4 separate regions of the Mus musculus genome follow, and regions 1, 3 and 4 are each linked to region 2. The links are chromatin contacts, found by Hi-C or POLR2A ChIA-PET in ENCODE. All regions are on one chromosome and are shown on one strand. The core of a region is the stretch at or near the end of the contact, and the rest is flanking DNA. Distances in the headings are between cores, read along the strand shown.

Region 1 (5,147 bases), core at 834-3,333, 460 kb after region 2:
AAAATTTGGGTAGGAATAGAACTGATGTTCTTTGTTTTTGTTTTAATAAAATCAGAATGCTCAGTGGGAATAGTGATGCACAACTTTAGTCCCAGCACTGGGGAGGCAGCGGCAGGCAGATCTCTGAGTTCAAGTCTAGCTTGGTCTACAGAGCTAGTTCCAGAACAGGACTACAGGACAGAACGAAAAAAACCCTCTCTATAAATAAATAAATAAATAAATAAATAAATAAATAAATAAATAAGCAGGCAAGTAAGTAAATAAATAAATATTTTAAAAAGAAGCGCTGATGAAACAAACAAAGCTTTGAAAGGACCAGGTCCTGAACCTGCCCATGGCTATCAGACAGCTCACTGACTCCACCCCAGACGGATCGTCAGTTGGCCTGTAAATTTAAGCGAGCTGTGTTAGACAGGAACATGGGATATGTCTGTACACTCGTTCAAGTGCTACTTACTACGCGGCATCGATAAATCTGTCTGTGAGATGCAGCATTACCTGATACACTCTCACTTGTAATGCACTGGGCCCCATCAGAGCCTCACTGGTCTGCTCTTCTTAGGAAACCTGAAGATGAAGTAGGGACAACTCTGTTGCTTTAAGGGTGAGTGGTCAGGATCTAGATGTGGTCTTGGATTTCAATACCCAATAAATATTTGTCAAAAAATAAAATAAAATAAAAAAGATTTTCCAAGAGAGAAAACGGAGAAGAACCTCATGCTATTACTGAACATATGTTGCTGTTGCTACATGTTATAATTATTTTCTCTCCTTCTCTATGTGGGCTGAGAATTCCTAGAAGGGAGGGACTCTGGGCTTCAGTTGTAGCAGTAATAGTGGCCAAAGTTAGCATCCCCCAAACCATCAGATCTGAAGGCATCCTGGTTGTGAACTGGCTCTTAATCAAGCCTACCTCTCACTAGTATTTCTTCCATGTAAATGGCCAAACCTATTGTAGGGTCAGGCAAACCTTTCACATAGACACCGTGTAAGCTGTGGTTAACTTTATTATTTAGATTGACTCTGAGAGTTGCCATTTATCTTCTGTGTAATAAAGAAGGTGTATCTGTGATTTCTTCATTTTATATTTGAAACTTCAGGGCCATAAGGCAATTTACAGAGCCATCAGGCACCAGTACAATCTTGTCATGGTCCTTCTGACAGGGATTTGCAAGACTCAGTGGATGGGACTACATTGACTGACCAGAAAAATTTTAGGAACCCTCCCCCCATACTTGACAAAAAACAATTTACATAATCAACATGGGAAACCAGAACTTATTTGTATTTTTAGAACTTACTAGATTTCCCCCAAAATAGATCAGTTACTTATTGTGTGTGTGTGTGGGGGGGGGGTATTAAACAAACAGACAAACAAAGAAAACCATTGTGGAGAAATAGGTAACATCTTCCATTTAAAATATGTGATAACTGAGAATCTGGGGAACGAAATGAAAGATGCCAGCTTTAGGTGAGAACAAACAACGTTGTACCTGAATTCTGTTCCTTCATAAGGCAGAAGCTTGGGTATTTCTAGAACGTTCCCTTTTGTTTGTAGTTAAATGCTGAGTATAACGCTAATGGGAAAGGGGCTAACTCCAACATAATATCTCAAATATATCGTGCTAGTTGTCATATATTGTCATCGCTTCCATTTCTGCCAAGAATGACCAGAAATTACAGCTGAAACAGCTATGAGCAGCTGGAAATTGTGTATGAAAGGAACTGAATTTTATTGTGCAGTAGATTCCAGCACACTAAACGAATGAAAGTTCCAGTCAGTGTGCTAAGGTACATCACAAAGCGGAATCCCTTACTACATACAGTTCTGTGGGCCTCGTTCTCCTCTATCAACGCCTCTGAACACAAATCCCACCGCACATGATCAATGGGCTGCCTGCAATCTCCCCCTTTAAGAGCTTGCTCCGCGGGACTAACGTTTGAACAGGCCCTGGGGCCCCTCCTCTGCCTCTGATTGGTCGGGGGCGGAGCACGAGGCACATCTGCCCGCCCAGAACGGTTAGCGGCGCTTTGTGATTGGCGTTCGAGGAGCATATATAAGGTGCAGTGTGGCCCCGCAGCGCTCAGTTTAGAGTCCGGCTCAGAACGGTTCTGTTGTCTGAAGGGAAGCGGCGGAGGGGGACTACGCGTCACCAGGTCTTTTCTCCACCGAGCTTTCAGACGCCGAGGGTACAACCACAGAGGAAGACCTGATCCCGCCTACAGCTCCTCTCGCAGCTTCAGAAGGCAAGCAGGCGTTCACCCTATCGTCTGGAAGCGAAGGCAGGATGGAGTTCAAGCTGGAGGCTCACCGCATCGTCAGCATCTCCCTGGGCAAGATCTACAACTCGCGGGTCCAGCGCGGCGGCATCAAGCTGCACAAGAACCTCTTGGTGTCGTTGGTGCTGCGCAGCGCCCGCCAAGTCTACCTGAGTGACCCCTGCCCTGGCCTCTACCTGGCTGGCCCTGCGGGGACCCCGGCGGTGCCGCCGCCTCAGCAGCCTGGAGAGCCTGTAGCCGGGCCACCCTCCGGCTGGGGAGAGCCGCCCCCGCCGGTCGCCCGTGCCGCCTGGCCGGAGCCCGAGCCTCAGCCGCAGCCTCAGCCTCAGCGTCCCTCCGTGTGCCACACGCCCGGAGCGGGAAGCTCAGAACCGGTGGCCGCGGTGGCCGGATCGGGGGAAGCTCTCCGGGGCGGAGAGGAGGACTCGGCGGCAGCTGCTTGGGGCCGCGTGGAGCGTCCGCGCGCGGCGTCTTCAGGAGGTGGCTCGGACGCGTGCCCCGAGGGGCCCCGGGCAGTGCGCCGCCCGTGCGGCTGTCCCCCGGCCGTGGAGGAGCGGTCCTCCGAGGACGGGTCCCCCGCGCCACCCGCCCCGTGTCCCAGGAAGCGTGGCGCAGCGGGAGTGGGTGGCGGCCGCGCGAGCTGCTCGGCACCCGGCTCTACCCCTCTCAAGAAGCCGCGCCGGAACTCGGAGGAGCAGCCAGTCACCGGCGAGGACGACACCGACGAGGAGATGGAGACCGGGAACGTGGCAAACCTCATCAGCATCTTCGGGTCTAGCTTCTCGGGACTCCTACGGAAAAGCCCCGCAGGCGGCCGAGAGGAAGAGGAGGCGGAGGAGGGCGGCCCGGAAGCCGCCGAGCCGGGGCAGATCTGCTGCGACAAGCCGGTGCTGAGAGACATGAGCCCCTGGAGCACAGCCATCGTGGCCTTCTGAGCCCCCGGGACCCGAGTGGCTGGAGCTTGAGCAGCGGGAGTCCCCGAAGTGCGGCCGGGGCCTCTCCCGGCCGCGAGGACGAGCCGAGACCGTAGGCGCTGGGCGCGTAGGGGAGACTGGTTGCTGCCGGGCAGCACATCGCCCCAGAAGGGGCAGCCCGGCTGGGCCGTGGCTCTCGAGTCTCATCCTGAGACCTAGAGTTGGAGGCTTATTGGAAGAGGACGATCGATCGTTAACTTTTGTATCTGTGTGTGTCCGTGTGTAAGTTTGTCTTGTGTTGAGACTGTTCTGTGATTCTGGAATGCACCACCCCTTCCCCGGGGCTTGAGACTTTGGGGGTGCAGACAGGGACTTTCCTCTGCCAGCAGCACAGAAAAGGAAGCTGCAGAAAGGCTCGAGGAAGGGGAGTTCCCCGTTCGATCTTGGGGGAGAGAGGGACTTTACACACACCTCTCTCTCATGAAAGCTACGACCGCACCGGGGCGCGGAGTGGCGTTTTCTCACAGGATTTCCTCAGACTAGAGGGAGTTCGTCTGGAGTAGAGACTTGTATTATTTTTCTCCCTCCCCATCCTTTCTCTGGCACAGAAGAAGCGCTTCTACCCTGTGATTACTCTGGGAAAGCAGAACATTAAGGGACCTTCAATTCCCCACAGGGGAAAAAAAGCTTGCTGAACTTCACAGAAGAGTTCAAGCTTGGAAATACGGAGTTTATAGAGAAAAGATATATTTTTTAAAAGCTCTAGCTCAGAACTTACTACACAGTGCTTTTAAAAAGTGTTTAATGAAACAAAGTTTACAGACGAGCTCTAAGTGGAAGGACCTTATGGCTTTGTAGATAAGGTGACTCCAGTCTTTGTTGTATAAAGGTTGGGGGAGCTGATAAGGTTTTTGTACAGTATTTTCTCCTTCTCTGTATTGATTTTTGTATAAAAATGTAACTTTACGTGTCTAACACGTATTAAATATTTTGAAGCAACTCCACTGCCTGTTTGTATGTATGTAATCACTTGTCTGGGTTTCCAACAAGGTGGCGGGGAGGGGCAACCAGGCTGGGAAATGGAAGGTGTGGTTCTTAATATCAGCCATTCACAGGCGAGGGACAGTGTTGGCTGACTTGAATAAGTAGCAAGAAAGACACGTTTAAGGGTTTGGTTTTGGTTTTTTGTTTTCACGAACATCCCCATCCATGGATACTGGTATCAATGACTGTCAGTTTGAGACTTGCCACTACAATTTTCTCTTCAGTCATGACAGACCAGTTTGGTTTTCTATAGTTTGATCTGATGGGAATCTCTAATATTAAATAATATTAAAAGCCAAATTTTGCAGCCTTTCCAATATCAAATATTTCCACCAAAACTTTGTTTCCAAAATAGGTCTGGTAATGTATAGATGGTAGATCAATTTTTAGATTTGAATTGGGGTGGGTGGGGGTTAGATAGCAGCTTCAGAGGTCTTACTAGGACCAAACATGAAGAAACCGATGAAACCGACTTGTCTAAATGTTTAGATCCATCACTGTGGCCCAATATATGTCAAGGTTGACATTTGACTTTAGTTGTAGAAAGTAAAAAGCTCTGAAAGTGAAATTATGTGTATCAAACCAGAGAAGGAAGGAGACCGAGGGAGGTTGGCTAAATTTAATTCTCATGTAGCAGAACTTCCTGATTTGCTCTTGTCACCTACATGATGACATAAGTGGTTTTGGTCATGCTAAACAGATGACAGCCAAGGCAATTTAAAGAGACCGTTTTGTCTAAGGCAAAATGTTCAGTACTTAAGAGGTACTCTCTTAGGAGCAAACCAATTAGACACTTAAGTTTTAAATATAATTGCTAGTACTTGAAAAGATGCCACCAGTTTCTAAGAAGAATGCTTAAGAAACAGAAATGAGGAAAGAGGGAAAGGGCTATATAGCCTTTAGACAAAA
Region 2 (4,968 bases), core at 1,363-3,862:
GAACATTTACATCTGTCTTCCAGGTTTACTTCATCTTCAAGAAACCATCTGCCAAACACCCAAATCTAAACAGAGTTCACAGAGTTTTTGTTAAATAAAAATGAAGTCTGAGGGGACTGGAGAGATGGCTCAATGGTTAAGAGCACTGTCTGCTCTTCCAGAGGTCTTGAGTTCAATTCCCAGCAAAAGCACATGGTGGCTCACAATCCTGGAATCTATCCTGGGATCTAATGCAGTCTTCTGGCATGCATGTAGGTGTACAAACAGATAAACCACTCATATACATAAAATGAATAAACATTAAAAAAACAAAGAAGTCCAAGGACTTTGTAATTCAATTCTATCTGATTTTCCTCAATTTCCTTAAAATAACCAATGTAATCAGGTATGTAGCAGAAGTGCTTACCTGTTCTTCCCATTACACAACTTTTTGTTTGTTTCGAGACAGAGTCTTACCATGTTGCTCCATCTAGCCTGCAGCTTGCTGTCTTGATCTCATGGAGATAACCTGCCTTTGCTTCCCCAAGCCGCTGGGGTGAAGGGTATGTGCCAGCATACCTGGCATCACACAAAATCCTTGCACAGGGATATCTCTCAGTCCACATCATTACTAGCATGTGCTCATAATAACCATCAGTCCTGTAAGAAGACGTCCTCTACCCAGAATCTCAAGTTCAAGACTACAGGACAGTTCAGTGTGTAGCCAACCGTGCTTGCTACCAAGCCTGACAACCTTAGCTGAATCCCTAGGACCCACATGGTTAAAGGAGAGAGCCAACTCCTGCAAGTTGTCCTCTGACCTACACTGACACACACAAACTCAATAAAAACATAATTAGAAATACAGGAGGGTTCTCATGACTACCTTAAAAAAAAAAGAGTTCAGGAGAAATATATGTAACTATACCATAAGCATTTTTTTATTCTAATAAAATAAAAGAGACTACTATCCAGAACGTCATTTCTTTCAAAGTTCCAAAGAGCTGGGGTTTTCCTATTTTCCTAATCATCGATTTTCTTTTCACATTTGCATCTAGATTCCTTAACTAATCCTGTAAGCTTCTTAAAGGCAGTGTCATGATGTTCTTTCATCTTTGCATTCTCTATAGACAGAACACCCAGTGTTCTGCTGAACTGTATCTGTCCACTGAAGGAAGGCAATAGTCTTTCCTTCTGGTACCTAACCTTGAAAGATAAATTAGTCTTATGTTTATAACTCAAACCTGTCCTTACTTTATCGGGTAAAATTCAGTTTTAGAGACAAAAACTACACTTTAATTCTGATATATCCATGTAACTTTCTAAACTGCCTACTCCCCTGGGTTTTCTATTTGGAAATGAAAGTGATTCAGGAAGCTGAGTGGAGAGTTAGTTCATCACCAGACCTCCATGTTACCTGCATGGAGCCCTTAATTTTAAAAATGTGGAGGGACTATATCTAGCAGGACCAAATTCAGCCAAAAACATAACAACTATATTTAGAGTTCCTAAGAATCATAATAGTAATATTGTTAGCATCTTATACACAGTAATGTTCTCTTAAATTTCAAACTTATTATTAACATTACCATGTTTCCTATCACATGTCCTTCTGGCAACAGCGAATGCCAAATTTTATTTTATCATCCTCATTTTGTAAAGGTTCAGAGGCAAGGCCACTGAAACATTGTCATTCAGTGCCCGGCTACATAAATATTCGTTGGATATCAGAGAGATTATTCCATGTCCAGAATGATGCTATTCTCCAGGGTAAAAAACAAAAACAACAAACACACACATACAAACTTCATTACGCTCGACCATTAGCCACGCAATCTGCTACTAAGTTTTTGGAGGAAACAGCCCACGTCCTCTCATCCACCCATCTTTTACCTGCTTGAACCTGGCATACAGGTACAGGAGCTGCTCCCGGCTGGCTACCTGAACCAGGCCTTGGACGTGTGCGGCAGCCTTCTCAAACAGCTCGGCCAAACTCCGGGTCCCCTCGGCCTCGGGGGTCTGGAAGGATTCCATATCACCAGAGTCGTCCCCGGAGCTCAGTTCCCCACCGCTGTCGCCTGTGGTGGCCCCCGAGGGTAGGAACGGTGTGGCCATGTTCACTAGCTCGCTGTGGCCGGTCCTCCCCGGTGTGGCGCGGGTTCCCGGGCCTGATCCACCGGTCCGGGTGCGGAGCTCGAGCGGGAGTGGGAACGCAGTGAGCTGTCTGGCGGTCTCAGGTGATTCTGCCACTCCGCCTACCCGGGCGCACAGGACCGCCCCGTCCTCCCCCGGTTTCCCCTCGGGCTTCGCCCGGGTCGCTCCAACGGTGCGGGGTCTGGAGGCCGCTCGGCTGGAAGATGAGGGGAAGCCGGCGGCGCGGCGCGTGCGGCTGGGACGGGAGCTGGGAGGTGAAGCGGGGCGCGAGCTCGGCGGGTCGGACGCGCACCCGGGCACGCGCCGGTGGATACGGGGCCCCGCCTGCTCCGCTAGCGTGGGTTGCGGCGGCCGCGGTGCGGGATGGAGATACGGGCCTCGGTGACAGACAGGGGACGTCGCTCGTGGTTTTGGGGGGGACTTCGGAGTCACAAACTCCGGAACTCACCCGGATAGGGCCCCCAGGGGAAAGGGAAGGAGGCGGTCCATTAGTGTAGCTGCTAGAGTAGAGTCGCGGGAAACAGAGAGCTGAGGACAAAGGTTCCGCCGTTTCCTAACCACCCACTCTGACTTAAAATAGCGAGTCACCAACAGATGGAAACCTTCCTTCACTGCCCCACCGTGTGTCTAAATGGTTAGATGACTCTCTCCCATCAGTGTTTTGTTTTCCAAACTTGCTGCCCCCTCATTTCCCAGCGCTTTGAGAGAAGGCATCACCAGGCCCCCAAACCTGCATCATCTCATCTCAGTTGTGCCTCACCAGGCCCCCAAACCTGCATCGTCTCATCTCAGTTGTGCCTGTGCTTCTTGAAGTGAAACCCAGTTCTATAGCTCTGCCGGAAAGGAACAGATCTTTCCACGTCCAGCACACTGTCAAAAAGAAAAAGTGTATGCATACACAAAGTTCATTACGTCTACACGCAGACCGTGTACATTTGCTATCAGTTTTTACGAAAAGCACGTTTTGGTACTCTCTCCTGCAGGAATTTGAGAACCCCAATGTGGAATGTCGCTTGAAGAAACTGCTCTCAGTTTTTGGGGTGTCTCACATCAACTGTGTGTGTGTGTGTGTGTGTGTGTGTGTGTGTGTGTGTGTGTGTGTGTGTGTGTGTGTTGTTACTAGTAGTACTAGTAGTGGTGCTAGTAGTAGTAGTAGCTTTCACCAACCCAAAAGCTAAGAATGTCGTCAACTATCTTCTTGGGCCTGTAGGAAAGTTTTCCCCGTCTCAGTGTTACTGCTTCTCTGTGTACCCGCCAATGTATTTTTAGTTTGCTTTGATTTATGACTTTCTTTGTTCTGTAAAACTATGAAACTGTTTCCACATTGGAACTTGGAATTTGGGGTAACCTAAATTTGTAGTCACTCGAAGTGACTCCAGAATAAACTATTATTTATCTTTAAGATGAGTGTGGTGATTTGAGTAAGAGTGGCCCCAATAGGCTCATATACTCGAACGCGTGGTTATCGGGAAGTGGTACTACTTGTGAAAGATTAGGAGATAGGGCCTTGTTGGAGGAAGTGTGTCAATGAGCTTTCAAAAGCTCAACCCAAACCCAGTGGCTCACTCTTCCTGCTCCCTGTAGATCTGAGATGTACACCTCTCAGCTGCCTCTCCAGCACCACGTCTGCCTTCGTGCTGCCATACTTCCACCATGATGAAAATGGACTAACCCGCTGAAACTGTAAGCCAGCCCCAATTAAATGCTTTCTTTAATAAGAGTTGTGGTCATGATGTCTCTTCACAGCAATAGAAACCCTAACTAAGATAATGAGGGATGTGATTTTGGTATCAGCAGTGGCTAGTATGTTCTAAATATGGTAGAGACACACACTCATGTGTAGTCATTTATCACTAGTAGCTTAAAACTAATAAAAACACTAATAAACATAAGGCTAATAACAAAGAACTACAAAGAATGGTTATTGATTGACCATTTAGGATTAAACTTTCAACAGAACTTTGAACAGGATAAGTGAACAATGAGAAACAGGAAGAAGTTAAATGGCTTGGGTCTGACTTTCACGAACATTCTTTGAGAATAGAGAATGTTTCCACTATTAGTCCCTCCACAAAAGGAAAAACAAGGACAAATGCACACCTTATAACATGCATAGTGGTTTGAATAAAACTGGCCCCCATAGGCCGGTAGAGAATGGCACTATTACGAGGTGTGGCCTTGTTGAAGTGGGTGTGGCCTTGGGTGGGTGTGGCCTTGTTGGAGGACATATGTCATGGGGTGGGGGAGTGGGAGAGTTGTGGGGTAAGGGGTGGGCTTTGAGGTTTCAGAAGTTCAAGCCAGGTCTAGAGACTCACTGTTCTCTTCCTGATGCCTGTGGACCCAGATGTAGAACTCTCAGCTACTTCTTCAGTACCATGTCTGCCTGCGTGCCACCATGCTTCCCACCATGATGATAATGAACTAACCTGTAAGCCAGCTCCAATGAAATATTTTCCTTTATAAGAGTTGCCATGATCATAGTGTGTCTTCACTAAGACAATGTGATAACTGGAAGAAATAGGTCAGCAGAGTAGATTAAAAGGATACACTTAGTTCTACCTTAAGATGGAGAGCAGACTTTATTGATCTGATGTTGGTGCCCCAAATCTGAGGAGACAGGAGACTGCCGTGCAGGGTCTGGGATCCAGCTTTTGGAATGGAGAATTGAGGGGTGGAGGAGTTCACCAGGGTGGGAGAGAAGCCAGATGGCCTGTTTTGAGGCCTTCTGGCTCTAGGGCAGGGACAGGGATTAATTGCTTTCTGGAATTCCATGGAGATTCCTGACAACTCACTCCTGCTTTCATAGCCCTGGTTTTGAGGAAGGAGGTTTCTTTA
Region 3 (5,703 bases), core at 2,736-5,235, 310 kb after region 2:
CCAGGCTGGTCTTGAACTCACTGAGATCCGCCTGTCTCTGCCTCCTGAGAGCTGGACATTAAAGGTATGGGCCACCGTCTTCCAGCTAGGGCAATCTTTCTCATTCCTCTGTCAGATCCTCAGCCCTGAGGTTCAGAGCACAGTGGAGAACCTGGGAGGGAGGGGTCTACCTCATCCAAAGGCCCCTCAGAGAGTGGCTCCTCTATCTGCTCAAATGCCCTCGGGGCTATGTTCATTTTACCAGACACGCTCACACCTGTCTATGCTGTGTATACACTATTCTTTCTCAGATGCATTTCCCTCTGGCTGCCCTCTGCTCATTCGGAGCCCCGGTTTGCCAGTGACACCCTTTCCCACACAACACCTTCCCTTCATTCAGTTCTTCCTGCAAGCAATTTACACCTGACAAGTGCTAGACTGACCCGAAGCTCCAACAGAAGTGCATATCCTGTCTCCTCCTGCTTCACTATTGCTGGAAATTCCTCAGGCTCATAGTCGGCGGTGCTTCATTTTGTTCTCTAGTCCTGAGACAGCGGAGGAGTTCAACAAATATCTGTGGAAATAAGCTGAATTTAGATGAACGGAGAGGTCCCCTCGGAAACGGGGCTAGCATGAGAAAGCTTTGTTGGTTGTTGTTGTTGGTTTTTTTTTTTTAGACAGGTCTTGCTGTGTAGCCCTAACAGGCCTTGGTAATTGATTCATACAGCCCAGGCTCATCTCAAACTTGCAGCAATCCCTTTGCTGTGGTTCCTGAGTACTGGGATTGTAAACACGCGCTGCCATGCCCATGTGACAGAGATCATTTAACATAGCATTTTAAGAATTTGCTCTTTGGATCCTTGGGATCCGAAGCTACTCCTCTTCCAGCCCAAACAAACCTAATGAGTAAACCAAAGGTGACTGTTTGCATCTTAGTGGCCTGAAGGGGTGGGGGAGGGGAAAGGCAGGGTTCACCTTCACTGAAACGTTCAGAAATCTACCTTGCAGGTCATTAACTTCCTCAGGAGCAAGGGGCCAGGAGCCCTGGAGAATTACCCGTGGAAGTCTGAGTTATTAGAAGAAGCAAAGCAGACCACCGGGGAGCCAGATAGATAGAGATCTTATCTACCGATAGAGATGGGACTGGGTTCACACTCTAGCTACGCCAGCTGCGTGGCCGGGAGGAAGCCAAAGTCTCTTGTACCCCAGATTTCCACACCACCAAGGTGGAGGCACACTATTCCCTTTTGTCAAGATTTAAGAGAGCCTATGAAGTGCCTTAGTTTTGTAGGTTCCTATAGGGTGCAGCAACTATACCCCTGCCTGTGGAAGACAGGAAGGAGACTAGCTTGTGTTCAGGATTCACCTTGGACATCAGAAATGAGGTGAGACAGCTAGGACCACCTGACAGCACATTTGGGGTATTACAAAGAGCAGCCAGTGCTCCTAACCGCTGAGCCATCTCTCCTGCCCCGATGAGAGGTTTTATCATCTGGGTTTTGGAGACAGGTCTCCCATTTGCAAGGTTGGTCATGACTTTTCCTCTTTCTGAGGATGAGCTGAACTTGTGTCCTTCCTATTTTTGTTTTGTTTTGTGTGTTTGAGACAGTGTTTCCCTTTATAGCCTTGGCTGTCCCTGAACTCACAGAAATCTGCCTGCCTCTGCCTCCCAAATGCCAGGATTAAAGGTGTGAACAACCACCAGCTGGCTACCTCTTAGGTACTGTGACCAAGTGTGAACACACTACCACACCCAGCTATTCGGTGCTAGGGATCAAACCCAAACCCAGTGCTTCATGCTTGCTACGAAAACACGCTGCCAACTGAGCTACATCCCAACCTGATTTGAGGAGTTTGGATCATTTCTTTTTGACAGGGTCTCACTGTGTAATACTGGCTGGCCTGGCTCATCATGTAGACCAGGCTGCCCAGACTAACATCTTAAAAGATCCACCTGCCTCAGCCTTCCAAGTGCTTAAATTAAAAGGCATGAATCACCACCTGACTTGAAGGTTTTTTGTTTTTTAAGATTTTTATTTTTATTTGTGTGTATGCCATGTGTGTGAAGGTACCCCTGGAAGTCAGAAGGGGGCATCAGACTCCCTGAAGCTGGAGTAAGAAGCCCAGCCAACTCCAACACACACACACACACACACACACACACACACACACACACACACACACACACATACACACACATACACACATATACACACACAAACACACATACACACACAAACACACATACAAACACACACACATACACACACAAACACACATACACACACACACACACACACACACACACACACACACACACACACATGAGTGCTGGGAACCCAACTCCAGTCCCCTGCAAGAGCAGCAGCAGGTGCTCTTACTGAGGCATCTTTCTAACCCCTCGATCTGAATTTTCAAAAACGAAATATTTCATGTTCTGCTGCAGACGCCAACCACCACACTCAATATCGTGTCCGTCGGGGGTTCTTGAAGACCTGCCATTTACCAGCTTTGTTCCGATTGGTCACCTCATTTGTACAAAGGGACAATAGTTCTGAATCTTGAGGTTGCAGCAAGAGGCAGCCACTCTAGGGACTGAGTTGTCAGTGTATGGTGATCGATCAGCACTAAACCAGAGCAGAAAGTGCCTTGTGGAGGAACTTACTCTGCGAACATGGCAGGAAGACGCTTCAGACCCTGCTCCACAGAGCCGTGAGCCTTGAACCTGCTCACTTACACAGGGTTTGCCCAGGATAAACCCCTTGGTTCCTAAACCGGTCCTGGGCCAATCTACTGTCAGTTTCCCAGGGTGCGGCTCAGACCAGATTGCCTGCCTCGGTGTTCCCTCCCCCATCCAGCTCCCTTAAAGGGAGATAGACATCCTTTCTGTTTCCATGGGACTCGGTTTGAACCCAGGGCCTCTTGCACAATAGGCAAATTCTCTACACCCATCCCTACATCCTCAGCCCATTTCTCCCCTTTTCCTTTTGAGAACATGTCTCACTAAATTGCCTAGGCTGGCCTCGAACTTGCAGCAGGATCCTCCTGCTTTAATCTCTGAACAACTGGGACTACAGGATTACACCCGCACAAGGGGTAGAACTGCCCTCTCTCTCCTGTGCTCTGCTAGGACCTTAGCTTTGTGCATCCTTTCCAGTAGCTACACCGGCCATCTAGCAGCACAAAAGATTAAGTAAGTGAAACTTGTTGGCCAAAGAAAGAAGAGAGACCACTTTCTCTTTTCAGAGACGTCTGAAATGTCCTGGTTCTTCTTACTGTTCCTTTGGGGGTAGGGGAATAGTCAAAATGGGTTTGGACATTGGAGAGACTTAGTCACCTCCTGGTTAGAAAGAGGAAGCTCCATGGATTTGGGCACAATTGCCAGCCATTTGGTGGCTCCTTCACGGAGGCCTGTACCCAGGTCTGTTCGGGAATCCTCCACTGCCCCAGAAGCGGTCCCTTCCCCAAGCAGCTGGCAATGCAGGCCCAGCTCTTGGTGGCTCCGGATGAGCAGTCAACGCCAGCTTACCCCAAGGCCTCAACGAACCTTGAATGATCTTGACCTAAGAGGGCGCCCAAGGGTGATGGGGCGGCCCTGCGGAGAAGCCCACCGACCCATCCCGAAACGTTCTCCACACAAAGTCCGGTCCTCAGCTTCTCGCTCCAGCGGAGCCGGTGGAGTCGGCTGAAGCTTGTCGCCTTTTGCGCTCCGGCTGCGCCCCCGAGTCACCCGGGCGCCCCTCCGCTTTCGCGCCCGTGTCCCCGGGGAGGGAGCTGATCGGCGCCCGGGACAACGGCCCCGTGGCAGCCAGTGAGCCCCAAATTCAGGGCGCATCCTCCGGCCGTCTAGGCGGCCCTGGCTCCAGGAGTGGAGCGGAGCCGAGGAGGCTCTGGGCTCCCGGCGTGCGCCCGGGTCGAGTGGCCACGACCCTGGGAGGCCGCGGGAGGCTGGGGGGTGGGGACAGGCCGAGGTCGCGGCTCCTCCAGCCCCTTCCGCCGCCCCTCCTCTCGCCTTCCTCGCCCTCTCTTCCCAGGCCGGCCCGCGAGGCCGCTGGCTGGGCCTTTCACCTTCAAGCAAAGCTATGAAGTAGCGGTCGCTACGGCTCCAGGCGCCCAGCGGGGCCAGGGGCGCCGCGCACTCCTGCCAGCCCGGCCTCGCCTCGTGGGACCCGGGGCGGGACACGCTCCGGGGACGAGGCCTGCGGGCCACACTCCCGTCCGCCCGCCCGAATTCAGGGCGAGTCCGGCCCGGGACTCTGCAGCGGCCCCGGACGGGGAGAGTGGGGCAGGGCCTCGCCTCTCCGAGGGATGGAGGGGATGGAGGCGGCGGCCAAGCCCGCGCGCCGCTCTCAGTGAGTACCGAGAGGACCCGGGCGGGGTGGCGGGGCACACCCGGGGACACCCGACCTCCGGCCGCCGCAGAGCTGGAAGGGTCGTGGAGGCTCGCCCTTCCTGTCCATTTTCATTCCAGGTTTTTTTCTGAGTTAGAGCATCGGTGCTAGGAGTTACGACATCTTCCAGGAAGGTCGTCCGGAGGCCTTCAGTCCCGACTGTCTCATTCCTTAAGGTCTGCGGACAAGTCTAGAGCGAAGCTCCAGGGTTGACCCATCAATTTTTCTAAAAGCTCACATTACAACCTGGGCTTCTGGATTGGATCTCAGAGAAGAGGTAGCTGAGCCACAAAGAGAAACCTAGTACATTTTCGATCAGTGATTCTCAGTCTTAATGCTGCGACCCTTTAGTACAGTTTAAGTTTATCATGTGGTGATCTCCAACCATAAAATTATTTTCGTTGCTACTTAATGACCGTAATCTTGCTACTGTTACGAATCATAATGTGAATATCTGATATGCAGTATATCTGATATGCGACCCCGTGATGCCAAGAACCGCTGCTCCAGATGATCTAGTAGAGAAAATGACTTCTACTATCCCTAAACTTCACAGATTTACTGCTGTGAAATTCTGTGTTATATATGTATCTTGCTTCATAAAATATGTATATTCTGAAAAACATGTTAATTTAATAATTATAATGAATTACTTTAAGAGACTTACCTTTAAGAACATCTTATGGTGGATCCCTATTGTGAGAAGGGAATAATTAACCTCTAATATATACTCTATGCCCAAATTCTTACACGCTGAGAGTTTACTTCCTATGGGACACAGGTAGACTAGGGTGACTTCTGAGTGTTCTGAGTAGTCACTAAGACACAGTAGCTTATACAGGGAGTAAAACAGTTGTCACGTCATTCTCTGTAAAGCTATTGGAATCAGCCAGGCCACCAAGGGGCCGTATAATTCTAGTGAGTCTTGGGACCTCTGCGGACTCAGGTCTTACCTGAGAACAAGGGGTGCGGTTAAAGGCTCACTGTTCTCGGAGAGTCCTGGCTTGGAATGGAAAGGTTCTGGTTACAAGCTTGTCTCCCCCAGGGCATCTACGTGATGTAATTTCTCTATGCCTCAGTTCTCCATCTGTTAAAAATAATATTTTTATTTATATATTATATAATAAATAAATATCTTTATTTATATAAAATAACATTCTATCACAGACATAATATAAATATATTATTTTAGAGAGTGTTGACATGTTTGAAAAGCCTTTGCTTGACATAGAGCAGATAGCTTATCGTTTGTGACTGTCACTATTACTTCTTTCGAGTACAGCTTGACTCTAGTCTAACACTTTTTCACTAGGGTTGGCATGAAGCTGGCAGG
Region 4 (5,575 bases), core at 2,126-4,625, 480 kb before region 2:
TTCCCTGTGAGAATAAGTGGAACCAGCTACTATGCCCTTAGTTTATTTCAAGTATTTTAATCTTTTGGGTTTTTGAAAATTGATTTTGGCTTTTTGAGACAGGGTCTCACCATGTAACTCTGGCTGGCCTGGAGCTAACTGTAAGACCAGGCTGTTTCTACCTTCCAAGTGCTAGAATTCAAGGTATTTACAAAGTGTCATTTTGTTTTGATTTTTGGAGACAGGGTTTCTCCATGTAGCCCTGACTGTCCTGGAATTCACTTTGTAGACCAGGCTGGCCTTATATTCACAGAGATTAGCCTCCTGATTGCTGAGATTAAAGGATTGTACCACCAGTATGGTTTACACAACACCGGGCTAAAACTCACATTTTGGTGCTTGTCACCTGAGCTATGCATTCCAAGAATTTCCTCCTTTCCTTATTAACAATTTTGTCCTTTGCTACAAAAGCCATAATCCCCATAGTATTTCCTTGCCCAATCAGAATCATGATTATGCAGCCGGGCATTGGTAGCACAGGCCTTTAATCCCAGCACTCAGGAGGCAGAGGCAGATCTCTGTTTGAGGCTAGTCTGGTTTACAGAGCCAGAGCTACACAGAGGAACCCTATTTCCAAAAACCAAAAGATTTTTAAAAAAGTGATTATGCATAATAAACCAATATTTTACTTATATGTGTATAGTGCAGCTATGGGAGTTAATGTGAACCATGCTCTTGGTGTTTACGGAGGCCAGTGGAGGGCATCAGGTCACCTACAGCTGGGCTACAAGCTATTGAGGCGCCATGTGGGTGCTGGGAACAGCAAGGACAGTAAGTACTCTTAAGACTTAGGCAGCCAGGCTTGGTGGTGCACGCCTTTAATCCCAGCACTCGGGAGGCAGAGGCAGGCGGATTTCTGAGTTCGAGGCCAGCCTGGTCTACAAAGTGAGTTCCAGGACAGCCAGGGCTATACAGAGAAACCCTGTCTCGAAAAGCCAAAAAAAAAAAAAAAAAAAAAAAAAAAAGAGAGAGAGAGACTTAGGTAATCCACCCTCCTCGATCTTTCAATAATTAAGAAATATTTTTAAGTGTTTTGCCAGGCATGGTGACAGTGACATATATCTGTAATCCTAGCACTTGGGAGGTTAGAGCAAGAGAATCAGGAGGTCTAGGCTAGCCTCAGTTATATAGTGAGTTCTAGGCCGGTCTGGGCTACATTAGTCCCTGTTTTGAAAAGCCCTCCCCAATAAAATACTTTCATTTAAAATTGCTGAAGAGTACTGACTGTTCTTACAGAGGATGGAGGTTTGATTCTCAGCACTCACATGGTGGCTAACAACTGTGTAACTCCAATTCCAGGGTCAAATGCCCTCCTCTGGCCTCCATTGGCACTAGGCATACTTGGTATACAGGCATACATGCAGGCAAAACACCTATACACAATTTTCTTTTTAATGTAAAAGTTGCTTAATTTAGAGAGCCAATATAAAGAACACAGGATTTCTAGAAATAATTTTGTCAGATACACATACCAGTTAATACCAGTTTATTTTTGTGCATCTGTCTTCTCTAACATATGGCAAATTCTCTAAGTAAAACTCTTCATTCTTCCACATTTTTCTAGTTCCCAAAGAAACTGTTTTAAGTTCAAAGCTCAGATCGTCACACTCATGGCCCAGAAAGATCTCTTATAATACTGGAAATGAATCTACTGTCTATAATAATCTTTTAGAATATATTCAAGGCTGGCTCAAAAGAGGTTGGAAAACACCTACAGCAGAATATCTGGTTTGACAAGAATTTGGCTTTAACTCATAGTAATCCAAGTTTGTTTTTTGCAAAGTTGTTAGGTGTGGGTGACAGCTTCTAAAGATGACACATACCTATGACCTAGGCAAGAGGGAAAAATCCTAAGCAAATCTATGTTAAATGCGAAGTTAACTGCCTCTAAACTTTAACATCCTTATTTTTTCTTTGAAAAAGCCACTCATAAAACTACTTTATAAGTACTTTTAATTACAAAACAAAGCACATGCCAATTATCCAATAATCTTTGTAACCTCTCATTTTCTCTGATTGACCAATTATGTATAGAACCTCTTCACTTTCTTTTTCATGTATCCTTCAAACCAGAGTTTAACAAGCCAGCACCCAGGTGTCTTTAGTCATCTGTTGCACACACTGCCTTATGAGCTTAGAATATAAACACTACAAAAATTTATATCCTTTCACTGCTGTACATCTATTAAAGAATTTTTGTGATTGTTGACTGTGTAAATAGGCACTTTACAAACAAAGCATTACTGGAAAAGACACAAGCCAAACATTACCAAGTTATCAGTACTTCTCAGCGTTTTGTAGAAAAAAAAAAGCCACACCCAGTTTTCAGGCTACCACGAATGAGTATCACTTTCGTTTTTCCTTAAGTTTTGTTTTCTAAAAAAGTGCTACCAAGTGTGGTGGCCCACACCCTTAATCCTAGCGTTTGGGGAGCAGCGGCAGGTTGATCTCTGTGAGGCTGAGGCCAGTCTAGTCTACAGTTCCAGGACAGGCAGAGATCACCCTCCCTCCCTCCTTTCACTCACTTACACACACACACACACACACACACACATCTTTAAAAAAAGGGCAGCTGTCTCCTTATGGCTCCCCTTCTTTGTAGTTAATAAACAATGCTAAATGAAGCTCCAAACATGACTCTTGAGTCATCTGTGTTGCTGACCAAATTTATAGACTATTTGTGAAAATTCTAGTAACTGGGAATTTGTCTAAGTTTGAGTAACAACTTAAGGTCATTATTTAAAATACTGGAAAAAGGCAAATACTTTTAAGTTTTTTTTCAAAATCACTGTTATGTGGCTTCCAAATAAAAACTCAAAATCGATTTTTTTTTTTTTTAGGGCTAGGGTATAGCTTATTGGTATACCATTCACGTGAAAATTCAAGAATATGGTTGATATGGCTACGACTCAAAAATGGAAACACACCCCAAGAGTGTAACTAAACACAATTTTAAAGGGTCAACAGGTGAATAAAAATTTTAAACTGGGTAAAAGCAATTTCATAAAGGTCCATGAAACTATAATTTTCGCCATAAGATGACATGCAGAATTGCCTTTCTGATCATTTCTCCTCCCAGGGACATTTGAAAAGGAGTGGCCAAAGTAGCAGGGGAACTGCGCAACAGCTTGGGATCAAGGACTGAAACTTGCCCTTTCCCAAAGCCTCTGGGAGCCAGGACCAGCGCCCCCGGTGGTGGGCAACTGGCCATCAGCAGCTTGGCACAGGCCACTTGTCCTACCACCTCCTGGTCGCCCCCACCTTTCCCTCCAAGGCCAAGGACAGAGACGTCCTCCTCCCCCTTCTCCTCCTCTTTGGTGCCTTCAGCCAGGAGGCGGGAGTGACCCGCAGCAGCTGACCCAGCTCGGGCACTGCCTCTCCGACAGCCCTCAGGACACACCATGGGCCTGGAGGCTGGTTGGTGGCACACGAGCGAGGACGCAGGCGGCGGCCCCGGCGACTCTCAACTGCCTCCCTGACCACTGCGACAACCTCCCCGAAGCCATCGCCACTACCCGCAGCGGAATCTATCTGCGGCCAATCTATCGCCACGAACCGACTACCAGCTACGTAAACAACTATGGCGGGAGAAAGGTGGCAGGCCGAGGGGCCCGGAGAAGGTTGGGCCATCTACGTCACACCCAGAGCCCCCATCCGGGAGGGAAGGCGGAGGCTCGACCCGCGAAATGGCGACAGCAGTGACGCGCCTGCGTACGGAGCTCACCCGTCGCGCCGCGGACGACGGGAAGTGAGGTTTTCAGAGGAGCCGGCAGAAGTGTACGGCGACTTCGAGCCCCGGGCGGCCAAAGAAAGGTCTCCGGGGGGGAGACGAACCCCGCCAGAAAAGTTCCGGCCGGCTTCTGCGGGAGAGGAAGTGAGAGAAAGCGCTTACAACCTTCGCTCTCGACCACGGAGGCAGCGGCGAGCCCAGGAAGCCGAGGAGATGAAGACGCGGAGGTCTGCTCGCCTTGAGCAGCACTCACAGCAGCCGCAGCTGTCTCCGGCCACGAGCGGCCGAGGGTTACGGGACTCTCCGTCCTCCAGTGAGGACCGCGAAGGTAACAGTCTCGGCTGCGGGCTCGGGAGCGCGCGCGGCGGCGGGCACGCGGCGGCAGGCGCGCCCCCGTGGAGGCCGGCCCCGCTCCGGCCCCGCCTGGGTCCTGGTGATTTCTGCGGCCCTTTGGGCGCGCACTCCCGGATTGAGTCCACCCGGACCCTCAAGAGGGAAGGACGCAGTGGGCCGCGCGGGAAGGTGGTGGTGCGAAGTGACCCGAGCGGAGGCGGGCAGCTCTGCCTAGTCCTGGAGCTTCAGTTTGGGGGGTCTAGGTCTCCTCTTTCTGTAGGCTTTTGCTAGAGGTCGGCGGCTAAGCCATTGTCGGAGCCCCAAACTACTCTGCGCTCGGTTTCATTTCCGTCCTCTGAAGTTTCTACTGAAGCCACTTCCATTTCCTTTTTTTTTTTTTTTTTTTTTTTTTTAAATCTCGGGGGCCCCAAGTCCCCAGCTGAAAATCCTGTTTTTAAGTTAACTTTCCAGTCGGTTTCTTTCGTTTTTTTTTTTTTTCACCAAGATTGGGAAAACGAGATCATTTCTAGGCGGATGCTACGAGGAGTAGCTGACTTTAATGAATGGGTTGGTGACATTACTCCAAATACAGAGTCTGGTCTCTGCCAGACTTTCCCCCCAGATTGGAGGCCATCACGGTAATCTTAAGTAGCTAAACAAGTCAAGACTGACAAACTACTGAAACAAAACAAGGTTCTATTTATTAGTAAAGCTTATATATGAAGCCCCAGATGCCAACAGGGTGTGTACTATAGTTTTAGTTAAGTCACACAGATGAACCAAATTCTTCAAGCCATCCTCTTATTCCCTGCACTCGGATATAACTGAGTCACAGGTGGTTCCAGTAAGCCCCATGTCAGTCACCTAATTATGAGGTAAAATTCTGAGGGTTAGAGTCACAGTGGGATGGCCTCCCTAATACATTTGATGCATCTGAACAGGAGTGGATTTAAAGCTTAGAGCACAGTAAACTGGCTTGCAGATTTACCTACTTGCCCTTAAAGTCCTGACACACTTGAAGATCTGTTCATTTGGGAAACTTTATGCTAGAGATGTGCATGCTCTTTTGGATGTAAGGAGACAGTTTATTTGCTTATACATGTCAGCATTTCTTTTAAGATGGCAAAGTTGGGAGAAAAAAAAAGGAACCTGTCACGCATGTATGCCTGGTCGAAATTTAGGTACTTGTGTTAATTCTGTCTCAGAAACTGAGACAGTGTTTGCACATGGGAGGCAATGTAACTGTTACTTTTTATTGACTTTCCCACAGAGCCTCCTGCACCTAAATTCAGTTTACCTTTTATACATTTTTAGAGGATTTAAACATTTCTTTTACCTGACTCTTGAACCTACCTTTTAATTTTTTATATTTTCTTTATTTACATTTCAAATGTTATCCCCTTTCCTCATTTCCCCTCCGAAAACTCCCCTATATCCCCCCCCCCCCCCAACCAATCCAATCCCTCTCCCTGG

The links. A loop is a pair of places that touch in the nucleus more often than their neighbours do. ChIA-PET counts read pairs that join two places held with the same protein, here RNA polymerase II (POLR2A).
Region 1: POLR2A ChIA-PET joins it to region 2 with 10 read pairs in embryonic stem cell. The contact joins the promoter of Ier5 here to the promoter of Acbd6 in region 2. POLR2A ChIA-PET finds 5 or more read pairs at or near these places in 2 of 5 experiments (Patski and embryonic stem cell).
Region 3: POLR2A ChIA-PET joins it to region 2 with 11 read pairs in Patski. The contact joins the promoter of BC034090 here to the promoter of Acbd6 in region 2. POLR2A ChIA-PET finds 5 or more read pairs at or near these places in 2 of 5 experiments (Patski and embryonic stem cell).
Region 4: a loop to region 2 is called in a map of v-Abl transformed pro-B cells, with 8 times the contacts of the local background. The contact joins the promoter of Tor1aip1 here to the promoter of Acbd6 in region 2. A Hi-C loop is called at or near these places in 2 of 37 maps with a recorded cell type or tissue (both v-Abl transformed pro-B cells). POLR2A ChIA-PET finds 5 or more read pairs at or near these places in 3 of 5 experiments (Patski and embryonic stem cell).

Annotation. Positions count from the first base shown.
Region 1 is chr1:155,096,572-155,101,718 of GRCm38, reverse strand. It overlaps Ier5 (immediate early response 5), which reads left to right and starts at 2,083. Exons shown (of 1, transcript NM_010500.2): 1 at 2,083-5,147. The coding sequence starts at 2,289. The coding sequence ends at 3,215.
Region 2 is chr1:155,555,764-155,560,731 of GRCm38, reverse strand. It overlaps Acbd6 (acyl-Coenzyme A binding domain containing 6), which reads right to left and starts at 2,612. Exons shown (of 8, transcript NM_028250.3): 1 at 1,873-2,612. The coding sequence starts at 2,094.
Region 3 is chr1:155,242,814-155,248,516 of GRCm38, reverse strand. BC034090 (cDNA sequence BC034090) reads left to right here and starts at 3,985. Exons shown (of 10, transcript NM_001370865.1): 1 at 3,985-4,331. The coding sequence starts at 4,288. Gm31102 (a long non-coding RNA gene) reads right to left here and starts at 5,388. Exons shown (of 4, transcript XR_878641.3): 1 at 5,038-5,388.
Region 4 is chr1:156,034,280-156,039,854 of GRCm38, reverse strand. Tor1aip1 (torsin A interacting protein 1) reads left to right here and starts at 3,375. Exons shown (of 10, transcript NM_001160018.1): 1 at 3,375-4,097. The coding sequence starts at 3,620. Tor1aip2 (torsin A interacting protein 2) reads right to left here and starts at 4,191. Exons shown (of 7, transcript NM_172843.4): 1 at 3,747-4,191.